Regions from separate parts of the Mus musculus genome. Here all the other regions are linked to region 1. A link is a contact called in ENCODE Hi-C or POLR2A ChIA-PET data. All regions are on one chromosome and are shown on one strand. The core of a region is the stretch at or near the end of the contact, and the rest is flanking DNA. Distances in the headings are between cores, read along the strand shown.

Region 1 (4,841 bases), core at 1,069-3,568:
TATTTGGAAAATATGTTTCTGTTCTTTTTAAACTTAAACAGCATTTTCTATAGAAAACCTTCCCTGGGCTCCCCTGGGTAGACTTGTCCCCTTCTCCCTGGTACCTTACTGGGTACCTGTGAGATGGCTCAGAGCCCAAGAGGCCTTGGAAACCGAGCCAGGGGACATAAACAACAGGAAGTGTGGGGGCGGGTGATGATGATGGTGGTGTGTATGTGTGCTGTCAACTCTGGAGGTGGGCTGTGGTAGACTCTCATACAACATCCAGAACCGCACCTGGGAGCTTCTCCCTGTGCCAGGAGGGAGCCAGTAGGGAGCCTTTCGGGTGAGGGATGACTGAGGTGTAGCTGGTCAGAGTATCAGGACAGTAGGGTGCCTGACCTGTTTGCCCCGGGCCTAGTTGGGGGGCAGGGCAGAGTGGGGCAAGCTCCAATCGACAGGCCCCAGCCTGCCAGCCCTTCCAGAGCCCCAGCACTTGGGGCTGCCTCGGATCGGATCGGGTTCCAGCAGGGCGTGTGAGTGCGTGAGAAGGATCAAGAGAAGGAGGAGGCGGAAGTTGTGCAGTGACCTGCCTGTTCATTTCCCTTAGATCCAAGAGTCTAGAAGGGCACTAAGGGAAGGTAAACCTGATCTGAATGCCTCTGATAGCAAGGCGGGAGCCAGGAGGATGCCCTGCTGTCAGGCTTACACACTGGGCTAGGACCACGGTGAGTTATAAAAGTCAGCCTGACAGTCAGGAATGATATCACGGGATCTTCTTAAGGGATCCTCCAGGTCAGCAGAGTGTGTGTGGTACAGTGAGGAGAGTAAACATCCCAGACCTGGCATCTGCCTAAACCACCTCAATAAAGATATGTTTATTATGTGTGTGTGTGTGCGTGTGCACGTGCGTGTGTGTATGTGTGTGTGTGTGTGTGTGTGTGTGTGTGTGTGTGTGTGTATACACATAACTATATCACAGCCCATTCCTGGAGAGCAGAGAACAACTTAGAAGAGTCAGATAACTTCCTTCCACTATAATACTTTCTCGGGTTAGAACCCAGGGAGTCTGGATTGGTGGCAAGCACCTTTACCTGCTGAGCCATCTCACCAGCCCAATCTGAAATACTATCTAAGGCTCAGAACATCAAGCCCATGCTTAGAGGCCAACAGGAGAGTCGACTGAGCCATATTATCATGAGTGATGGGTTATGTGTGGGCACTGTCGGTCTTCCTGCCACTCCCAGCCCCTTCTATCTGCACAGAGAAGCACCTTTGTAATATGAGCTTGTTAGTTAGATTAGAACACGGATCAACTTCAGCTCTGTGAGTGTGCCCGTTGGATGCCCCGCCTCTTAGCCACTTCTATAACCATGCTGTAAAGCATAGAAAGCACAAGAAGGCAGAGCCTTGCAGTGAGGGCTCAGACGGCAGATCATAGCACATTTGTCTATTAGACTCAGCTGTAGGCTTCGCCCCAACCCTAGCCTGATAATGAGACTCATCTCGGAGGGGGAAAGCCAGACTCACGGAACCACCTTTCCAGAACCTACAGGGAGAAGAATGGGCACACAAAACAGAGGGACACACGTTTTCTAAGACTTACCTGGTCTTGCTTAGTACAGAATTGCTGTAACCTCACCATAAAGGACCCTGCACAGTAAGATCCTGGGATATGTCTAAGCAAGGATGATAAATGCTTCCTAGATGCCTGGTTGGCCTTCCGCCTCACTGCCCTCCCCCATGGGAAAGCAAGAGTCTAAGGAAAACGGATGCCAAATCTTCTGGCTAGGTGGGCATGTACCCTGAGAAAGCTCAGAGGTAAAGAGATGGATGGACAGACGGACTGATGGATGGACAGACGGACCCCCAAGTGTGGTTCCACACCGAGCTCCTTTCTCCCAGCTTACTCAGGACTAGCTGAAACGGCAGAATGCATCTCTGCCCCCTGATCCTAGGTTGTGGACCTAGACCTAGCTGAGAGTATAAAGTAAACTAGTCCTGGTCTTTCTTTCAGAAGCTAATGGTAGAGACAAGGAACCAATCATGGGGAAGAAATCTCCAGAGCCCGTATTTTGGACACAAAGGTGATAGATGGAATCGGGCACAGAGGAAAGATTCTTGAAAGGAGATGATGACTAAACCGGGCTGGGCTCTGAGTAACAAGCACTCATGGACCTGGCAGAGAACTGCTGGGGGAGGGCATCTGAACAGCAGGGTACTATAGAAAACTCCCTGGGGGCGGGGGATGGAAACCATAGCAAGCATTCCTTCCTTCAAGGTGAGGCTGGACAGAATGAGGCAGTGTCTACATAAGGAGAAGGTTTAGCCTGAGCCCTGTTCTCAGGGACTCTGCCCTTTGGTCCTACCCAGGTAAGTAAAGTCGTGCAAAAGGAAAGAAGGAAGGAAGGGAGGGAAGGAGGGAGGAGAAAGTGTTTTCTGACTGGGCATAGTGAAGCTGTGGAAGGGCAAAAACTGCACACAGGGAAAGGCCAGGCAGGGCGCTGGTCAGCACTGCAGGGCTGGCCTGATCCCCGAGCCTATGTCAGTATGTTTCAAGCTGCATAGTGACTGGAAACTCCAGGTGCCCAGTTCAAGTTCTCTCTTACTCATGCTCTGCAGGGGGTGCTTGCACTTCAGCCCCCTTTGTTGTAATGACATTCTGCTTTTCATTCCAGAGGGCCCTAGATGAGGACACACACATGCATGCACATATGCACACATGCACGTGAGTGCGTCTACACACACAAAACACACACACACACACACACACACACACACACACACACACCACACACACACACACACACACACTAAAAGAATGGAAGACTGGAGCTGGCTCAGCAGTTAGGAGCTCTTGTTGTCCTTGCAGAGGACTTTGGTTTGGTTCTCAGTACCCACACAACAACTTACAAACACCTACAGCTCCAGTTCCAAGGGATCGGATGCCTCTTTGGAGCTCTCAGGGCACTAAGCACAGGCACACACACTAGGCACATAATGCACATGAAGTCAAAGCACTCATCCACATAAGATAAAATTAGCTAAGAAATTATAAAAAAGATTATAGGCATTTGGACACTGGGGTAGGCAGGGGGTTTCTTTTACACTATGAAGATCACCAAGCCTAGAAGAGGGGTTAGACAAACTGCAGCCTCTAAGCTAGCTGTCTCTTCCCATAAATAAAGTTTTACTGGAACACGGACACACCCATTTGTTTCTATAATATGCTGTGGCTACTTTCATGCTTCAACAGTGGAGCTAAACAGTTGTGGCAGAGACTATCTAACCCCAGTACAGCCTGGGCCACAGCCAAACAGAGCTGCCATGTGACCCTTTTGGAAATAAAGCTGGCCAATCCAGGCTTAGAAGGGCTACAGCCATCTTGCAGCTACATGGACAAAACTGGCATCTGAGGATGCTCAGAAGAAAGCAGAAACAAGCTGCAGGTTTGGGTGGGTCCAGAACTGGGCTCAGTCACATTTCCTTTTTGCTTGGATGAGTCTGGTATGCATGTTCACAATCTATCTCCTTTTGACCTCTCTAGTCCCCACAAACCCTGTCTTCCTTCCCTTCCTTCTCCCTGGCTCTGACCTATTCTATAACTATGCAATTATACTTTCTAGGATCCACTCACTGCACTCTAAACACCTCATGCCTGCTCGTGTCTGTTCTTTTCACCCAGAAGTCTCTTCCTGCCTCACTGCCATGAGCTTCTGCTCATTCTCTAAGGCCTGCCTACAGCATGTCTACCTCCCTGACAGCTTCCTTAGGGCTGACCCCTCTGGTCCACCACTATTTTCTGTGCACACTATGGTCTTATATGGTCCACTTTGTCTTTTGAGAGAGGCTGTCTTATTGGCCAGAAACTTGCCAAGTAGGCTAGACTGCCCGGCCAGTGAACTCCAGGGATCTGCCTACCTCTGGCTCCCCCACACTGGAATCACAAATATGTACCACCATACTTGGCTTTGTTTGTTTGTTTGTTTTTGAGACAGGGTTTCTCTGTGTAGCCCTGGCTGTCCTGGTCCATTATGTAGACCAGGTTGGCCTTGAACTCAGAGACCTGCCTGCCCATGCCTCGGGAGTGCTGGGACTAAAGGTGTGTGCCACCACCATACCTGGCTCACACTTGGCTTTTTGATGTATATTCTGGCGATTAACTCACGAGGCAAGCCCTTTGCAGACTGAGTTCTAACCCCTCATGAACCTTTTGGTCCCCTCGTTTGAAAGGACTGGGTTTCAGTGATGCCTCCACTGTTCAGAAATACCATCCCCTCCCCAGGCCTGAAATGCTACCAGTCACTGCCCTTTGCTTGCAAAGGGACTGTGCCACATGTGTGTCCAGACAGGCTGGAGCCACAGCCTGACATGTATGACAGGCAAGGAGGCTTGTGCTGAAGGAGGAGAGGAGAGGCTGTGACAGAGGCCCTGGAGGGGCAGCGTCTGAGCTCCCGTTGACAGGCTCCCAGTGACTCTGTCGACAAGCCTCTACCTACTGTAGAGGAGGGAGGTGAGGAGGGAGTTCTGGGGAGTTGCTCCTACTCGGGGAGAAACCAAAAGATGGCCAGACTGTCTACACAAGTCACAGAACCTAGAGGCTGGTCCCCAGAATCCACCACCTGTCTCCCCAATATACTTCAGCTATTGTCCCAGGCATTGTGCTAGTCACTGGGGATATGACAGCAAAGAACCCAGTCCCTGCCTTTGTGGATGGTGGGTGACATGGCCAGGTAGAGAGGGAGCGGCAAAACTCAATAAACACACAGCTAATAGGAAACAGCTCCCGAGCTCTCCCTGTGTCCCTGGTCCTATGCTGAGGGCTCTGCATGTATTATCTTATTTAATCAACAAGGTGACCT
Region 2 (4,841 bases), core at 1,410-3,909, 41 kb after region 1:
TGGAGCCATGTAACGCAGTAATATGATAATCTCCAACATAACTTTTAGGAACAAAGAATGAACTATAGAGCAATAGAACACATTTCAATGTGTGATGATAGAGGCTGTCTCTGGGGAAATGGTCAAGAGCCACATTCCCTACCTACCCACTCCCAAGCTTGTATTACTTTCAGTTACAAAAGAAACCTATGTCCTGGTCAAAGAACACTTACAAGCATCTGGGCTAGGGATGAGCAATGTAGCTCATCCCTAGTAGTGTAGAATACTGTGCCTCACACTTTTCAGGGATTTAGTAACAGTTAGAAGAGGCAAGCAGTGGGAGTTGGTTCAGAAGGCAGAGCTCAGACTGGGAGAACCTGTCTGGGCAGCAGCTACTCTAGCCCTTACTTTTCACATGGAGCTAGGTGGGACTGCTCAGGATGGATCAGAGAGTGAGCATCCCACTCAAGACCTTGGATCTGCTTTGGTACCAGCTGTTTCCTAGCATCCCTCTTACAAACACATTGCATGTCTTGAGCGTGGGCTTGTAAAGATAGGAGGCAAATCCTTCCTTCAGAGAGCAGAGCTGTCCCCGTACCCCCGCTACATCTTGATGCCCAGAATCGAGACAACGTAGCTTGTCACCCCGTTCCTCATCAAGTCCTGATTGTACGCATAATGTTTTGTGCTCTGTGTAATGGTGATCTGTGTGTTATTGAAATGCTGATTTCTCAGCCCTCATACCTTGTTTCAATCCAGGCATGGCACTGTAACGCTTCTGTCAAGAATCTCCTGTCTCAAGTTTGTATAAACAACTCGTACCATTTATTTATTCTCTGCCTTGTCAATAAAAGCTGATAACTCAATGGCTGAGCAGAAGAGAGACTAGTTCCATCAGCTAGTGGAAGAAGAGAGAGAGGAAGGGAGAGGCAGACCTATCATGAGGAGGAAGGAGGAAAGAATTCTTGAGAGTTCAGCCAAAACATGGAAGACTTAATTGCAAGTTATCACTGGGATACTAGCTGGGAGATAGCCAGATTATCTTAGGGGCTAAGATAGATTATCTGACTGCCTAGATACTGAGGTGAAGTTTGGAAATAAATCTGAGCCTCTCTGTGTCACTATTGGGAACTAGCTAGGATAAAGAAATGTAGTCAATCATATTAATTTACTAAATACATTTGTAGTAAAGGTGACATTTACACTTGATAGAAACATTTGATAAACAGAATTTCCCACACCAGACACAGACTTTCTTGGCAAGCCTGAAATAAGGGAGATCAGGCACCCCAGAATGCAAAACGGACAGCCAGGGAAGGTACTAAAATACAGACAACTCAGGAAGCATTCTTCATTCTTGCTTTATTTGGCTGTCTCTCTGAGGCCAGCCAAGGGGACCGAGCTTGGATTAACCAATGATTCCAGGACCAGAAGTGTCAATGCTTCGCCTGGTGGCTCTGGACACCTGACTTCCAGGGGCCAGTCAAGCACATTCTACCCCCTGCCCCCTCTAAATACACTGCAAGGCCAGACCCAGCGCTTAGAGGCTGGATGCAACACAGAGTATGACAAGAGCAGTGTGGGCGGTGTGGACCCCACAAAATCAAAGTCCTTCCCTGGGCACCAGTGAACTAGACAGAGGAGGGGACCTAGGTGACCGGCTCATGAGAAGGTCATGTTCTCGCCGGCATTCCACATGATTGAGTCACAGCCCACACTATCCCAGCATCGAGAGCAAGGACCACATACCTGGGGAAGATGGCAGTCATCATGGCTGAAGCGTAGCCGGGTTTGCAAGCTCCCTCGGAAAAGTTTGCGTACTTGGTGGCTAGCTCGGCAGGCCTGCGGGAGAGAGAGAAGGTCAGAGCTGGGCACAAGAACAGCGGGAAGATCATCAGTCCACCAGGAGCTGCGGAGACTGAAATGGAATAGAGCCTTTCTACATCAAGTTCCTAAGAGAATTAGCCCTATAAAAATGGTTCCTCGGTGGCCTCCACAAAAGGGGCACCCTTCATTTCCTTTTACAGATTTTTTTGTAGTAAGACTGATCACCACAAAGGCTCTACGGCTGGGCAGGCAGTGCTCCCCGGGGAGCACTGCTGGACATAGCTTGTAAGGCCTTGACACATGCAAAGGCACAGGCTTTTGTAGTTCCCAGGCACGACCCTACCTGCCCAGTCTCCTGCTTTTATCCCCTCCACTCCCTCTATGATCCACCCAGTGGGAACATGCATGGCGAACGCATATGCGTTATGGAGCTACTGATGGATCAGTTTGACCTTCAGTTGAGCGTGCTCTACCCGGGGGCCCTCCCCCTGGAGAATGCCACACCTTCAAAACTCAATTCGGAGATGGGCTTCACAGGAGCGATCCCCTGACCCACTGACTGGGCTGTCTGCCTCTCTGCCCTGGCAGTCTCCTGACCCGGCATCCTTATCCTATGCCCACCCCCGGCTGCGCTGCTCCTCCACAGAACTGTCTCTCACTCCAGCATAAATTCTTGGGATCAGACCTCTGCCTGCACTTCGCACAGAGATGGGTACATGAAGCCCCCCCCCTATACATATTTTAAACCAAACCAATACTGGCAGCCTCCCTGTGATCTGAAGAAACCCCTGAAACCCCTGAAGAAACCCCGGGAAGCTTCAGGGTGGAGACTGCGAGCGAGCGCTATCTGAGGGCCGTGTCCTGGCCTTGTCTTGGCAGAGTGACTGACTATAACTGGATCATCTCTAGGCATCAGGTTTCCAAACCCTGACGTGTTCAGTGTGGTTCTGGAGTCACCACCCTCCACCACAGCTCTGCCCTGTGCCGTCTGGGAAACATCAGGACATCTTTAGTAAATGACCCTGTGAACACCAGGACTGAAGGCCTTGCCGGTGGTGTCACCTGCTCACTTAGATTCCCAGCCTCTGAGCTGCTCCCTTACCCCACCCCCGCCCCTTGCTCAATCCACACCAGGGCCAGGCTGCCTTGATGGGTGTGGCTCAATAGCAAGCTGGCCTTCAGCATGACCCCTGCAGTGTGGGAGTGTGTCTGCTGGACAGCCAGGAATGACCATATGTCATCAGCCGGGCTGTCAAGTTCAATTCACCCCTGAGGTGTTGTCCAGGGCTTTATGCAAGGGATTGCTCATTAAGTATACACAGAATTTTAGAAATCTACATTTTCAAGCCTTCCCTACCAATGAGATGCAAATGAGATGCAAATGTGAAGAGGGCCTGCAACTTTATTTGATAAACAAAACAAAGTTAAAGGTTCTAACGGGAGAAAGAAAGCTGTAAACAACTCTATTTTGGAAATGAAATATGGATGTCACTGCAATTCTGGAGCTTACTGGAAGCTCCTGGATGAAGGACGGTGACTAACAGCCTTTCCTCTCAATAGCCCTGGGAGTGGGTGCCCTGCATCACAGATAGATGCTTGAGGCTTAGAAAGATGAAGAGCCAGACCCAAGAGCATGCAGCTGCCTCTGCTCTCGGTGGGGATGCTGTCGTGACACCACCAGTGACACGATCACAGAGGCTGGCCTGGAGCCCAGCGCCAGTGGGAGCAGTTGACATGGCCGGATATGGGTAGAAATGAGGGTTAAGAAGGCCTCGCCCCACTCTTTCAAAGCATGTACACAGCGCTGTGGTATTTTGAGTGCCTTTGTGCCATGTCTCCAGAACCCTCACCCTCAGGGCTGTCCAACTCGTACCGAGTGTCTGTGGTCTTTCTGAATTCCAGAAAGTTTACAAAGAAGCTGGAAGACAGATGGCAGCTGCCATCCACAACACGGGGCATTGAAGAATGCAATGCTCAAGAGACAAACCTCTGACCATATCTTTCCTCTCCTGCTGCATGATCTCAGCTCTTGGAAGGCACCTGAAGAATGGCTATTGGACAGCCCAAGGCTCCTGGGCTGGGGTGATCCATGCTGGAGAGGAGGGCCAGCATGCCAGATGGGGTGCAGAAAAGTGGGAGACGGCAGAGCAGGCAGAAGTCTGTTCCTCCTAGGTGTGCAAGGTGACCAGTCAGGAATGATGAATGCTAACCAATTCATTTAGAAAAGCAAGCCTGGGTATAGTAACGCATGCCAATCATCACCAAATTAAAATGCCTTAGAAATGGCCTCCCGAAAGTCCCAGTGAGAGAAGAATAGGGGGAGTGTTGAGGATTCTGAGTCATACAGAATGCTGGGACCTCTGGGGCAGACAGCGGTCAAACCCACTAAGATTAATGGTTGCCAGCTCCCTCAGGCCAGAATAGTTAGTTTCTCTAGGCACTCACTCCAAATGCCAGGAGGCCCCCAGATGTCTGATCAAATCATTCCGCCCTTGTTCTCCCCGTACTCTGCAGCTGGCCTTTCACTGTGGAAGATGGAGTGCCGCATCCACTAAGAGCACCCATTGTGCGGTGAACGTGACTAAGAAGCCCCTGGGGTGAAGAGTATAAACCACACACTCTTCAGAGGAAGCCCAGATGACCAGACTGGAACCCAAAAGAAAACCCAACTCCCATTCCCCCACTCTGTTCGGAAGGGCAGAGTTTAGGGAAGCAGGCCAAGTCCTGCTAGTGAATGGAACGAGGGCCACATCTGGACTCAGGCTTCCTGAGAACACTGACAAGGGAGAAGAAACGGAGAATCCCTTAGCCCACTTAGCCTTAGCCTCCTGTTCGGGGGAACTCAGATCCCTGGGATCTGGTGAGGATGGGGTGAGACACATGCGGGGCGGAGGGCTGACCATCTTCTCAAGCAATGTACAAGTGCTGTAAGGAGAAGAAGGGGGCAGAGGCAGGCTGAGCACCTGGCCATGTCTGGATTCAATCCCATGGGTTGCTGTGCGGACTGAGGTGCGCATTGCAAAAGCCAACATGTG
Region 3 (4,841 bases), core at 1,169-3,668, 45 kb before region 1:
GGTCGGGAGGGGGTCTTGTCTTGCCCAGATCAGAGACCAGTCTAGTCGGGCTCCTAGCTGGGTGGCAGAGTGTAAGGAAGGGCTTAGATTTAATAGGCATTTGCTGCTCCCAGGAGCCCAGGGGAGGAATTACCTGAGGGCACGGACCATCAGGAGAAATCCCGTTCCTTTCCTCCAATTACGGCCCCTCCCTCTTGGCATTTCCCCTTTCATATCTGATCCCTGCGGCCCTAAGCTATGTCCTACTCTCTTTTTTTCCAAGGAAAGCCAGCGACTCACCTGCCACCTAGGCCGGAGGCAGTGGGACAATGCAGTAGGCTCTGCAAGTCCCAGTTCCATAGCTTTCGGCTCCAGAAGCTCCCATCAGAAGCCTTCGTGGACCCGTTTCCCCACCCTCTTCCTGCGGCAGCTTGCAAACTGAAAGATGAGTTAGTTATCCTTTGGGGTATTCCTCCTTCCACTCCAGTCTCTCGAAGCGACCCAGGAGGTTGGAGTAGCTAGAGTCAACTCAGCAGCGGTAGCTGCGATGGAGAACCTTGCTCTCTGTGTTAGGTGCTTGGCAGGACCTGTTCCTTCGCGATGCCACAAGGTCAATCAATGGCTCACTTCTCCAGATGGGCAAACAAAGCTCAGCTGAGCTCAGAGATCGTCTAAGGCCTCAGGGGGGAGACTCACACAGCTGTGGTCCTGTCTTCTAAGACCCTTCTGCTCTGTACTTCAGGGCTGAAGGTACCAGGGTGGTTGGAGAAAGTAGTAACTTGAGTTCCTTCCACTCCATGCTCAGCGTTCACTCCATACCTTGGGGGAGGAAGCAGAGCCCTGAAGAATTTGAGTGTCAGTTGGTCACTTGGATTATCTGATGACTTGCAATCTTCTTTCTGGACCCAGTGTCACCTGAATTCTCTCTTATGCCCACAGATGTCTCCCAAGAGCTTGCCTATTATCTGGGGAAGCGATGGTCCTTCTGAAAACACAGGGCCTGGACCATGGCTTCCTGTGGCCACCAGGGGGCAGAGCTTGTCAAGCCTGCGGATTTAAGGGGAGGGGGCTTTTGCACACGCTCTGCACATTTAGGTCTGAGCCATTGCCAGAAGGACCAGCTAGTCCTTCACACCAACCTGGTCTCAGAGGGCTGAACCACTCCGAGATCCGGCCCAAGCCTGGACCATCTGCCTCCTGTGGATCTGGCCCCCTAGCCTTGCTCCTAGGAGTTTCCCCCATAAACCATCCTTCCTGACCCCAGCCCGCACCTCCAGTCTTTGTGAACCACTGCTCTTGGACCCCTAGAACTTTTAAGAATTCTCATTAGTTAGTCTCTTCTTGGGTCCCAGATGTAACCCTCCATCCTTTTGCTGGCACACAGAATACATGGAGAGGGGGAGCGACATATGATGACTCCAGGATAAGACACACACCTCCCAGGCCTTTATCTAGTTCCTCCAGAGCTAGGCGTGTGCCCGTTGGCTAACTAGATTAAAATCCCTAGAGACCAGACTGGCTACTATTCTCTCAGATGGAGGGAAAGTCAGACAAGGCAGCCCTGGGATATCTGCGCTAGGGGGAGCCTAGGAGCAAGTCCCTCGAGGACAGCTCTGACCAATTTCTCCTTTCTTACCATTTGGGATATTTGGTCCTCCAGCCCTTGCCACCCCTATCCACCAGCCCTATACTCACCAAAGGGGTCCTGGTCCGTGTCCTTCTAGGCGCCTCTCCTGGGACCAGTGCTGGGCTTTCCCCCGAAGCTCAAGTGGATCATGCCCAGAGTTGTGCACCTGGCAGCGCCTCTTTTAGTTAAAAGTGGGGCCTTGGCAGCCGGTCTGTGCCCTGTGGCGGCAGCGGGAGCCTCACATTACAGCCAGCCAGGAGGGTTAACACAGTCCAAGAAGCTAGCGACAAGAACTGGAGGGGCTGGGAGGGGCAAAGAGCTGCGCTGAGGGCCCAGAAGAGAGAGGCTGAGAGAAAAGTGGGGAGGAAGACCTTTCTGCCCTTTCTCCTGCCCTTTGAGCGTCCATCAAGGGGATGGGCAAGAAGGCTGGCTTACCTTGGGTGCAGGGCTCCAAGCCCCAGTCGCAGCGAGGGCTGGGGCCCGAGGGACTTGTTGCTGGCAGAGCCCGCGGGCCGCATCTGGGGGCCGAGCCCAACTCCATCCCTCAGCAGCCTCCTGCCCGCCGCCGTCCGGTGTCAAATTCCAGCCCCGGCGTCACCAGATCCCGGGGTGGGGCCCAGAGCGCCCCCGCCCCGCCCCACCTTTCAGGGCTCACCTGGCCGCTCCACCCTCCGGATCCGGTCCCCGCTGGCTAGGCTAGGTCCCTCTAGGTGGGGGCTAGACATTTGGAGAAGACCCCAGGAGGCAGAGTAGAGATCGCGGGCTGCAGCGAGACGCTGAAACTGGGAATTCGAAGTTGGTAGTCAAGCAAAGTAGGGAACTGGGAGGCCTGGCCGAGGGCGGGAGAGCGCGAGGGAGGGCGGCGAAGGAGGGGCAGCCTGAAGGAGAGTTCCAACTTGGGCTGCGCAGACATGGGGGTTCTGGCTAGCTACTCTGTATCCTCAAGTGGTGACTCCGGGACCCTCAGAAGGTTCAGCTGCCTCGGAGCGACAGGGCTCTGCGTTGGGCTCCCACGGTCCAAGGATACCCTGTTTGCTCAGTTTTAGGGTCGGGGCCTCAGAGGGACTCGCGCACATCCAGTGAAGGCAGTGAATGATTGTGTGTGTGTTGGGGGTGGGGGGTGGGTGCGACCAGGGATGAAGAATCAGAGGACCTCAGAGTATTGAACTGGAGTCTGAGATGCGATGAGGCAATTTGGCAGGTGTCTGGAGGTTGGTTGATGGCCATGATCAGAATTGTTCTACCAACTAGTCTGGAGTTCATCACGAAGATGCTGGAAACTACTGACCTAGTCTGAGTGTGGTCATTTTCGTTGAATGCCTGCACTGGAGAGAGTGTGGTTTTGAGACAAGCAAGACAGAAGAGGGATGCAGGCTGCTGGGGACAATAAGATAAACCCTGAGCAGGGTTGTGGGGAGTTGGGGGTTCCAGGACCCAATCCCCTACATTCCTTTTTGCCTGATTGGACAAAGTGAGGTGGTAAAATTCTAGGAACTGGCTTTCCCTAGGAGAGGGTCAGATGTGGGGTTGGCGGTTGGGGGAGGGGGACATGTGAAACCAGTGTTGGACATGCTGAATTAGAAGGGTCTGTGGACTCTCCTGCTAGAAATGCCCCAGAAGCAGCTAAATTTGTAGCCGGGAGTAAAGTGAAGGCAGTTGGGCTAATGATGACAACTTGGTATTTGCCAACCAATACGTGCAAAAACAGATGCTGAGAGTGGGGAAGGGTACCCAGTGCATGGACCCGATGTGCCCTGATCATGTACCAGCACCTCTGTGGACCTTGAAGAACTACCCATGGGGCTGGAGAGACAGCTCAGTGGGTAAGAGCACTGAACTGCTCTCCCCAAGGTCCTTAGTTCAATTCCCAGCAACCACATGGTGGCTCACAACCATCTGTAATGGGATCTGATGCCCTCTTCTGGTGTATCTGAAGAGAGCAATGGTGTACTCATATATATATATAATAAATCTTAAAAGGAGAAGGAGGAGGAGGGGGAGGGGGAGGGGGAGGAGGAGAAGGAGGAGGAGGAGGAGGAGAAAGAATGGAAGAAAGGAAGAAAAGAACTACCCACATCTACCCACATCTGGGCCACATCCCAATCTGAATCAGACACTTGGGGTGGGCAGGTACATAGTTCCAGGTTTTCACCTGTGATTTTGGCACATAGCCAGGGTTCCTAACCACTGATTTTTTTGTTTGTTTGTTTTGTTTTGTTTTTTTTTTTTTTGAGACAGGGGTTTCTCTGTATAGTCCTGCCTGTCCTGGAACTCACTTTGTAGACCAGGCTGGCCTCGAACTCAGAAATCCACCTGCCTCTGCTGGATTAAAGTTGTGCGCCACCACATCCGGCCCCTAACCACTGATTTTGAGAGAGCAGTTTTGTGCAGTGCTTGAGGCTGAAGTCTGTGAGGGTTATCCTCAGACTCCACAAGGCTGCATGGGGTGAGGCACATAGGACAACACGGATGGACACACAGCACATACATACATTTTTCTTTTCCCATAAAACTGGCTGCTGAATTGAGGTGGCCGTTGCAGCTAGGGCTACCACTGACAGGCATATAGCTGAAGCTATGTGTCCCATTTACTGTCGTAGTGGCCAGTGTCTGACAGGAAGCTACCTCCATCATTACATGTCTCTGATTCTCAGATCTACCTGGGGTTAAGAGGGCTCAGATTCTAGAGCCTAAGGAGGTGAACTGGGGCAGGGATGTCCTTTCTAAAGTTACCAGGGGTGTCTAGGGCTGGGTTGGGGGCTTTCCTGTTTTCTGTTGAAGTGCAAATAAGGAGTGGGCCACATTCATTTCTAAGGGGAGCCATGGATGGCAAGAATGGAGGTCTGTGAGTTTCTCTGTGTTGTGTGGGCCTCTTTTGCTGGCCTTTTAATTAATTTTGTGTGTTTCTGTGCCTGGATGTGTGTATGTATACAACAAGAGCCCTAGAGTTCAGAAGGGGACATCAGATCCCCTGGAACTGGAGTTACAGGCGATTGTGAGCCTTCAGGTAGGTGCTAGGAATTGAACCTGGGTCCTTTGCAAGAACAATAAATACTTTTAACCACTGAGCTGGAGGATTCAAAGGTCCTATAGTAGACACGAGAAGTGAAAGGGACCCAGGAGTTCATGGGCTGCAGAGAAGACCCTTGTGTTCAGTGCAGTTTCTGTTTCTTCCAGAAAAGTCAGAGAAAACAACAGGAGGCCAGATTCAGAGGAGAGCTTTATTGCTTCCGTG

Evidence for each region. Hi-C counts contacts between places; a loop is a spot of excess contacts on that map. ChIA-PET counts read pairs that join two places held with the same protein, here RNA polymerase II (POLR2A).
Region 2: a map of heart shows a loop between it and region 1 (2.1-fold over the local background). The contact joins the enhancer-like site here to the promoter of 9530034E10Rik in region 1. A Hi-C loop is called at or near these places in 3 of 37 maps with a recorded cell type or tissue (heart and left cerebral cortex). POLR2A ChIA-PET finds 5 or more read pairs at or near these places in 4 of 5 experiments (all embryonic stem cell).
Region 3: a map of gastrocnemius shows a loop between it and region 1 (2.0-fold over the local background). The contact joins the promoter of Artn here to the promoter of 9530034E10Rik in region 1. A Hi-C loop is called at or near these places in 3 of 37 maps with a recorded cell type or tissue (gastrocnemius and left cerebral cortex). POLR2A ChIA-PET finds 5 or more read pairs at or near these places in 1 of 5 experiments (embryonic stem cell).

What each region holds. Positions count from the first base shown.
Region 1 is chr4:117,972,716-117,977,556 of GRCm38, forward strand. It overlaps 9530034E10Rik (RIKEN cDNA 9530034E10 gene), which reads left to right and starts at 2,319. Exons shown (of 3, transcript NR_166452.1): 1 at 2,319-2,352. All of the region lies in intron 5 of St3gal3 (ST3 beta-galactoside alpha-2,3-sialyltransferase 3), which reads right to left.
Region 2 is chr4:118,012,977-118,017,817 of GRCm38, forward strand. It overlaps St3gal3 (ST3 beta-galactoside alpha-2,3-sialyltransferase 3), which reads right to left. Exons shown (of 12, transcript NM_009176.5): 5 at 1,729-1,821. Among named protein-coding and RNA genes, the nearest start is that of 9530034E10Rik, 40 kb to the left of the region's middle. Within about 2 kb of position 2,660, at least 1 of the 3 ENCODE cell types and tissues checked has a DNase peak (open chromatin) inside an H3K27ac peak, as active enhancers do; it is heart, where a contact is called at or near this core.
Region 3 is chr4:117,927,345-117,932,185 of GRCm38, forward strand. Artn (artemin) reads right to left here and starts at 2,419. Exons shown (of 5, transcript NM_009711.4): 1 at 2,042-2,419; 2 at 1,675-1,908; 3 at 280-798. The coding sequence starts at 339. St3gal3 (ST3 beta-galactoside alpha-2,3-sialyltransferase 3) reads right to left here. Exons shown (of 12, transcript NM_009176.5): 12 at 4,809-4,841.